Linked DNA regions of Homo sapiens: all the other regions are linked to region 3. Evidence: read pairs that join two places in POLR2A ChIA-PET (ENCODE). Cell type or tissue: K562. All regions are shown on one strand.

What was found. ChIA-PET counts read pairs that join two places held together with the same protein. Peaks named below come from ENCODE experiments on the same cell type or tissue, not always from the same donor. Only the 100,000 strongest peaks of a DNase experiment are listed, where the experiment ranks them.
Region 1: POLR2A ChIA-PET joins it to region 3 with 5 read pairs; 1 of 35 experiments calls an interaction of 5 or more read pairs at or near these places.
Region 2: POLR2A ChIA-PET joins it to region 3 with 5 read pairs; 2 of 35 experiments call an interaction of 5 or more read pairs at or near these places.

What each region holds. Positions count from the first base shown.
Region 1 is chr9:129,751,699-129,754,198 of GRCh38, forward strand. PTGES (prostaglandin E synthase) reads right to left here and starts at 1,344. Exons shown (of 3, transcript NM_004878.5): 1 at 1,189-1,344. The coding sequence starts at 1,314. In K562, no CTCF peak of the experiment used is centred here; a DNase peak (open chromatin) is centred at 1,413; H3K27me3 peaks cover 2,500 bases.
Region 2 is chr9:128,673,912-128,676,411 of GRCh38, forward strand. It overlaps a transcript of DYNC2I2 not described here. Among named protein-coding and RNA genes, the nearest start is that of SET, 14 kb to the right of the region's middle. In K562, no CTCF peak of the experiment used is centred here; no DNase peak of the experiment used is centred here.
Region 3 is chr9:128,334,200-128,336,699 of GRCh38, forward strand. No RefSeq gene overlaps it. Among named protein-coding and RNA genes, the nearest start is that of TRR-TCT3-1, 4.7 kb to the right of the region's middle. In K562, no CTCF peak of the experiment used is centred here; a DNase peak (open chromatin) is centred at 1,417.

The sequences.
Region 1 (2,500 bases), 1.4 Mb after region 3:
CAGGATGTGGGCTCTGAAGCTGGACACTGGAGTTCAAACCGGGCTGTGTGACCTTCATAAGTGATGTCTCCTCTCTGAGCCCAGGTTCCTCACCTAGAAAACAGGATGACTATGGCGCCTCCCCTGCCCTCAGGGCTGTGGCGGGGATCTCATGCTCAGCTCCGGGCCACATTCGGTCCTCTGGGAAGGATTCAATGAGTGAATGCAGCTGTTCTACTTGATGCCCGGATCCCATATCCCAGGACCAGCCAAGGCAGGGAGAAGTCAGAAGCTATCAGTGTGCTGTAGCCTCCGGGCATCCTATCACTTGGGCAGCTGCCCTGCCTTTAATCCTGCCTGTACCTGCAGCAGGGCCTGAGCCTGGCTTGTGGCCAAGATCCTCACTCCCCAGGATCCACCCGCATGCAGTGCCAGAGCCAGCCTTGCCTCACCTCGCCTTTGAACTGGACACAGGGGAAGACAGAGACAGTTTCAGGAAATGATTGCTTTATTAAAATACCTGGGGAGGAAGTAACAGGTGCCTGGGGTCTTTCTGCATTCTGCCGCCAGGACAGCCGACAAGCTCAGCCTATGACTTTGCAGACTCGCCAACCAGTGTGACGGACGCTACTGGAACTTGCCCCGGCCCAGCTCTGGGACTCGTTAATGTTGTTTTGGTTCAGGGGCTCGGATTAGTGGGGAAATTCCTCGCTGAGCACCCCGACGGTGCCCGGCTGGGAGCTGGCCTTTGGAGGCTACAGTGGGCTTGTTAGTGACATTTGCCAGGAGTTGGGAATTTCCACTTAAACGTTTCTCGGACTCCTGTTTTGCCGGTTCCCACTCCACCCAGATATCAGACCTCCCGTGCCGGGAAGCCACCAGGTTAGACAGAGGCTTTGTGCTGTCACGCTCCCACACTCCACCCTCCAGAACCTGCTTCTCTCACAGACACTCGCTGGCTCTCTCCATGCCAAGAACTCAGCCCGGTGGCACGGCAAGCGAGTAAGTGCTCTTAAGCCAGAGAGGAGAAGGTGCAGGCCTTGCTGACACGTGGGACTGGCAGGAAGCCCCCCGGCGGGGCTGGAAGAGGTGCTCACCTCCCAGCCCTGCACACACCTTGGCCATGTTTCCCTATCCCGGGGCTTTCCTGACAGGACGTGGAGAGAAGCAAGTATGACCCAGGCCGGGGACCCCCAGGGAGGCACATACCTTCTTCCGCAGCCTCACTTGGCCCGTGATGATGGCCACCACGTACATCTTGATGACCAGCAGCGTGCTGCAGAGCAGGAAGGCCGGGAGGGCCGGGCTGCTCATCACCAGGCTGTGGGCAGGCATCTCTGGCCAGCGCAGCTCAACTGTGGGTGTGATCAGCTCGACAGAGGAGCAGCCTGCAGGGAAAGCACAAAGTGGGAGGGGAGAGCCTTCCTGCAGCCAGCACCGCCCACGCCCCGCCCCACGGCAGCGGCAGCAGGGCCCCCTTCTCCTGTGAAGAGAAAGACAAGCAGTTGCCGGAGCTCCAAGAAGCAGAGAGTCTCCGGGTGTCCCGGACCCAGTCCCTGGCTCTGGAGCCCTCCTTCCAGGCAAATCCTCAAACACTTTCAAATCTGTTTCAAAGCTGTTTCCTTATCTACAGTGTGGGAGCATGTGGTGGTGCCTGCCTTCTAGGGAATGATGAGGCTGGGCACCTGGCAGGACCTCTGCACGTGGTGATTATCGCTGCCTCCTGCCCACCTCCGCAGGGTCAGGGTAGGTGGTGGGCATGAGAACCACGCCATGCGCCCCCACACTCAGCCTGGACAATGGAGCTGCAGCCACAATGGCATGACTTTGCCATCTGTGGCAGGCTGAAGGACGCCCTCCACCCCTAAAGACATCCATGTCCCAATCCCTAGAACCCGTGACTGTGACTATGTGGCAAAAGGGACTTTTCACATGGGATTTCGTAAGGATTTGAGATGGGAGAAATTATCCTAGTTTATCTGGGTGAGCCCAGAGTATACAGAGGGGCCCTTCCAAGAGGGAGGCAGTAAAATTAGAGAAAAGATATAAAAACAGAGGCAGCATTAAGAGAGGAGATGAAAGGACAGAATAGGGGTCAGACAGGAGAGACGCTAACCTGCTGGCCTTGAAGATGAAGGAGAGATCATGGCCCAAGGAATACCAGGGGCCTCTAGAAACTGGAAAAGGGGACGAAACAAACTCTCTGCGTTCAGACAGAACGCAGCCCTCCCGACACTTTGATTTTAGCCCTGTGAGACCCATTTCAGGCTTCATCCACCAGAACTGTCAGAGAATGAAGCTGTGTTGTTTTAAGCCACTAAGTCTGTGGTAATTTGCTATAGCAGGGATGGGGAACCAGCACGTGGCTCCACTGACTTCCTGAGCATCACTTGACTATCCTGGAACTCTTTCCCCAGTCAAATGCTTTGATTCTTCATCACAAGATCTCCCCGAAAGACCTATCAACTGACTCTTCAGTAGAAAGCATCACCAGGCCGGGCGCGGTGGCTCACACCTGTAA
Region 2 (2,500 bases), 340 kb after region 3:
AATTCTCCTGCCTCACCCTCCCGAGTAACTGGGATTACAGGATGCGCCACCACACCTGGCTAATTTTTGTATTTTGAGTAGAGACTGGGTTTCTTCATGTTGGTCAGGCTGGTCTCTAACTCCCAACCTCAGGTGATCCACCCACCTCACCCTCCCAAAGTGCTGGGATTACAGGCACGAGCCACCACACCTGATCATCGCTAGCTAATTTTTTTTGTTTTGTGTGTGTGTGTCTTGTTTTTGAGATGGAGTCTCGCTCTGTTGCCCAGGCTAGAGTGCAGTGGCGTAATCTCGGCTCACTGCAAGCTCCAACTCCTGGGTTTATACCATCTACTGTCTCAGCCTCCCGAGTCACTGGGACTACAGGCGCCCGCCACCACACCCGGCTAATTTTTTGTATTTTTGGTAGAGATGGGGTTTCACCGTGTTAGCCAGGATGGTCTCAATTTCCTGACCTCGTGATCCGCCTGCCTTGGCTTCTCAAAGTGCTGGGATTACAGGCATGAGCCACCATGCCTGGCCGTCTCTAGCTAATTTAAAAAAAAATTTTGGCCTGGCGTGGTGGCTCACGCCTGTAATCCCAGCACTTTGGGAGGCCAAGGACGGTGGATCACAAGGTAAGGAGTTCGAGACCAGCCTGGCCAATATGGTGACACCCTTGTCTGTACTAAAAATACAAAAATTAGCTGGGCATGGTGGCACGCACCTGTAATCTCAGCTACTTGGGAGGCTGAGGCAGGAGAATCGCGTGAACCCAGGAGATGGAGGTTGCAGTGAGCAGAGATTGCACCACTGCACTCCAGCCTGAGAGAGAGATCGAGACTCCGTCTCAAAAAAAATAAAAAATGTCTAGACATGGAGTTTAGCCATGTCGTGCGGCTGGTCTCAAACTCCTGGACTCAAGTGATCTGCCCGTCTCAGCCTCCTAACGTGCTGTGATTCAGGCGTGAGCCACCACGCCCAGCCAATGATAACTTTTTAAGGAATACTCAGGAGCCAGAGCTCAGTGTGAGGGGCAAGGAAAGAGAAATGTCTGTGGTAGAGAAACTCTACCGGGAGATTCCTGAGGCCCCGTCAGAGCTGATCTCCCGGGGGTCTCAGAGACCAGCCTTGCTTCACTGTCAGCCTTCCTGAGCGGTCTGTTTTCATTACACTAAGGCTATGTTGGTATAGGGGAGCCAGAAAGACAGGGGTTGGAATCTTGACTCCTCTACTCCTTGCCCTTTGATTTTAGGGCAAGTTATGCCTTTGAGTCTTTATTTATTTTTTATTTATTTATTTTAGAGGCAGGGTATTGCTGTGTCAACCCAGGGTGGAGTGCAGTGGCGCGATCTCAGCTCATTGCAACCTCCGCCTCCTGGGTTCCAGCGATTCTCCTGCTGCAGCCTCCCAACTAGCTGGGATTACAGGCATGCACCACCATGCCCAGCCAATTTTGTATTTTTAGTAGAGATGAGGTTTCACCATGTTGGCCAGGCTAGTCTAGTCTAACTCCTGACCTCAGGTGATCTGCCCACCTCAGCTTCCCAAAGTGCTGGGATTATAGGCATGAGCCACCGAGCCTGGCGGAGCCTTGATTCTTCATTTGGTTTGGTTCTCCCAACTGTAAAATAAGGGCATAATACTATCCTATAAAGATGGATGGGAGGATTCAAAAGGGTAATGCTTAGTCAGCGCCACATGTAGGTCCAGCTGATGCTCAATAAATGGTAGCTATCTACAGCCATCCCAAGCGGACAGGTGAACAGATAAAGAAACAATACAATGTTTTGGAAACTTCTGGTTCCCAGAGGGAGCCTGGCCTTGGGGTTATGGAACATCTGGTACTCCCTGAGCCTGTCAACTTTTGGGTGGAGTGGAGGGACACCTTTTGCTTTGCCCCCAGCTGCCCTGTAGCTCCATTCTAGAACTGGGAAGAGTTGCCACAGTTGCCTAGTAACGCCCCTGGGAGTCCAGGAAGCTCAAATTTTAGAAGCTGGAGAGGAAAGGAAAGGTGGGCCAGGTCCAGCTACCCTGGAGGCTGAAGCAGGAGGATCACTTGAGTCTAGGAGTTCAAGACCAGCATGGGTAATATAGCAAGACCCTGTCTCTACAAAAAATACAAAAATTAGCTGATTTGCTGGGGCACACCTGTCGTCCTAGCTACTCAGGAGGCTGAGGAGGGAGGATCACTTAGAGCCTGGGAGGTGGAGGCTGCAGTAAGCTATGATCACACCACTGCATTCCAGCCTGGATGATAAACCAAGACCCTGTCTCAATTTAAAAATAAAGAAAAAATATTAAAAAACACACAAACAGGCCAGGCACAGTGGCTCACGCCTGTAATTCCAGCACTTGGGAGGCCAAGGTGGGTGGATCATCTGTGGTCAGGAGTTCAAGATCAACCTGGCCAACATGATGAAACCCCATCTCTACTAAAAATACAAAAAGTAGCCGGGCATGATAGTGGGTACCTGTAATCTCAGCTACTCGGGAGGCTGAGGCAGGAGAATCACTTGAA
Region 3 (2,500 bases):
CCTCTGGCCGAAGTTGGGTGGACATGGATTCAAATTCCCAGCTCCTCCCTGTTTTTTTTTGTTTTGTTTTTTTGTTTTTTGTTTTTGTTTTGAGATGGAGTCTCGCTCTGTCGCCAGGCTGGAGTGCAATGGCGAGATCTCGGCTCATTGCAACCTCCACCTCCCAGGTTCAAATGATTCTCCTGCTTCAGCCTCCTGAATAGCTGGGACTTCAAGTGCGTGCCACCACACTCAGCTAATTTTTGTATTTTTAGAGACGGGTTTTCACCATGTTGGCCAGGATGGTCTCGATCTCTTGACCTCGTGGTCCGCCCATCTCGGCCTCCCAAAGTGCTGGGATTATAGGCATGAGCCACCGCGCCCAGCCAACTCCTCCCTGTTTTCCAGCAGAGGACTTAGGGCAAGTCCCTTCCCCTCTCTGAGTCCCCATTTCATCATCAGGAAAAGTGGAATCCTAAGGCACTCATCCCCTAGGACTATTGTGGGGGTTTCTGAGGGGACATTCAGAAGGCGGACTTCAGAAAAAGGGCCCAAGGAGCAGGAGGTGGGGTTTTTTATTGTTGTTGTTTGAGACAAGCTCTTGCCCCGTCATGTAGGCTGGAGTGCATGGCATAATCTTGGCTCACTGCACCCTCAACTTCCTGGGCCCAAGCAGTCTTCATCTCAACCTCCCCAGTAGCTGAGGCCACAGGTACACACCACCATGCCCAACTAATTTTTTTTAATTTATATTTATTTATTTTTGAGACAGGGTCTCACTCTTTTTGCCCAGGCTGGAGTGCAGTGGCACGATCTCGGCTCACTGCAACCTCTGCGTCCCAAGTTCAAGCAAGTCTCCCATCTCAGCCTCCCCAGGAGCTGGGACTACAGGCGCATGCCATCATGCCCAGCTAATTTTTGTATTTTTTGGTAGAGATGGAGTTTCACCATGTTGGCCAGGCTGGTCTTGAACACCTGACCTCAGGCGATCCAGCCACCTCGGCCTCCCGAAGTGCTGGGATTACAGGCGTGAGCCACCACGACTGGCCGCCCAACTAATTTTAATTTTTTGTAGAGATGAGGTCTCTATGTTGCACAGGCTGCTTGAACTCCTGGGCTCAAGTGATCCTCCCACCCTTGGCCTTCCAAATAATCCAGATGTGAACCACTGTTTCCAACCAATCAGGAGCTGTTTTATTCTTACTGTGTTCATAAGCACAAAAAGCTGCAGTTCATTTTGGAGTGGCAAAAAGGCATTTTCCTTGGGTAAGAGCCAAGGAACAAGGACCGGCTGGATGAAAGGTATTAGAAGAGTGGGTGGCCCTGGCTTGGGTTTAGAACCAGAAAAGCCCCAAGATGGAAGAGGCTTTAGCATTTTTCAGGCCAATTCCTCATTGCGTGAATAGATGATTGATGGCCCAGAGGCAGGCAGAGAATTGCCTGGAGTAACTAAAACACAGGCCACAGGCCCCCTGGTATGTTTACCAGTGCCTCAGTTTCCCTATCTATAATCAGTTTCTAACTGTACTATATGTCAGGCAGTACTAAGCACTTGAGATGCATTATCGCACTGACACCTCAAGGTCACCACCCAAGGAGGGAGATGGTATTTTGCTTGTGTTTTACTAACGAGGCAGTAGGAATAGAGCTGGGGTTGGAACCACGGGTTGTCTGAAGACCTGCTCAGCACTGCCATACCAGGGCCCCAGCCTTCCCTGTGCGCACCACGTCTGGTTCAGGGATCCCAATAGCAGAGGAAGGGCAGGGGAGGCTGGAGGCCCACCTCAGAACCATGGACTTTTCAGGAGGGAAACCTTGTTCTGAGCTCCTTGAATCTGCGGGAAAAGGAGGCCATGCTAGTGAGTCCCCATACCTCACCAGTCTCTGCAGACCTGCCAGCTGTTTCTGCAGCTTCCCAGGGTCCCAGGCACCCCCACTGCAGCTCACTAAAGTCAACAGTGCCAGGGTGGCAGCGGAGGTCAGACAGATGGCCTTCACTGCCCAGCTGAGCAGCTCACCTGCTCTAGGCAGGCAGTGCCTGGACAACCCTGGGCCTTTGTAGCACTTGTGAGATGGACACAAAGCATCAGGCTTAGCTGGGAATGGAGTCTGGTCTCCTGAGTATAGGGTGGCATTTGTGTTACCAGCTCATGATTGGAGAAAAATCAAACTGGCTATAGGTAATCACTGGTGAGGCCCTACCAACTTCTGCCTAGAAACGTCTATTCTCCCATCTCAGTAAACCATGCTTGCCTTCATCCTGCTCCCTGAACACACCAGGCTTCTTCCTGCCTTTGGGAACAGCACCGTGTCCCCAGGTTGTTACATGGTGAGCTCCTTGTCATTCACATCTCTGCTCAAATGTCACAGCAGAGATGTCTTCCTGGGCTTCCTGCCATCTAAAGCAGTCCCTAGTCCCCCTCTGCCTCTCTCCATGCTATCATCTTCTGTTTATTATTATTTATTTTTTGAGATGGGGTCTCATTCTGTCACCCAGGCTGGAGTGCAGTGCCACTATGAC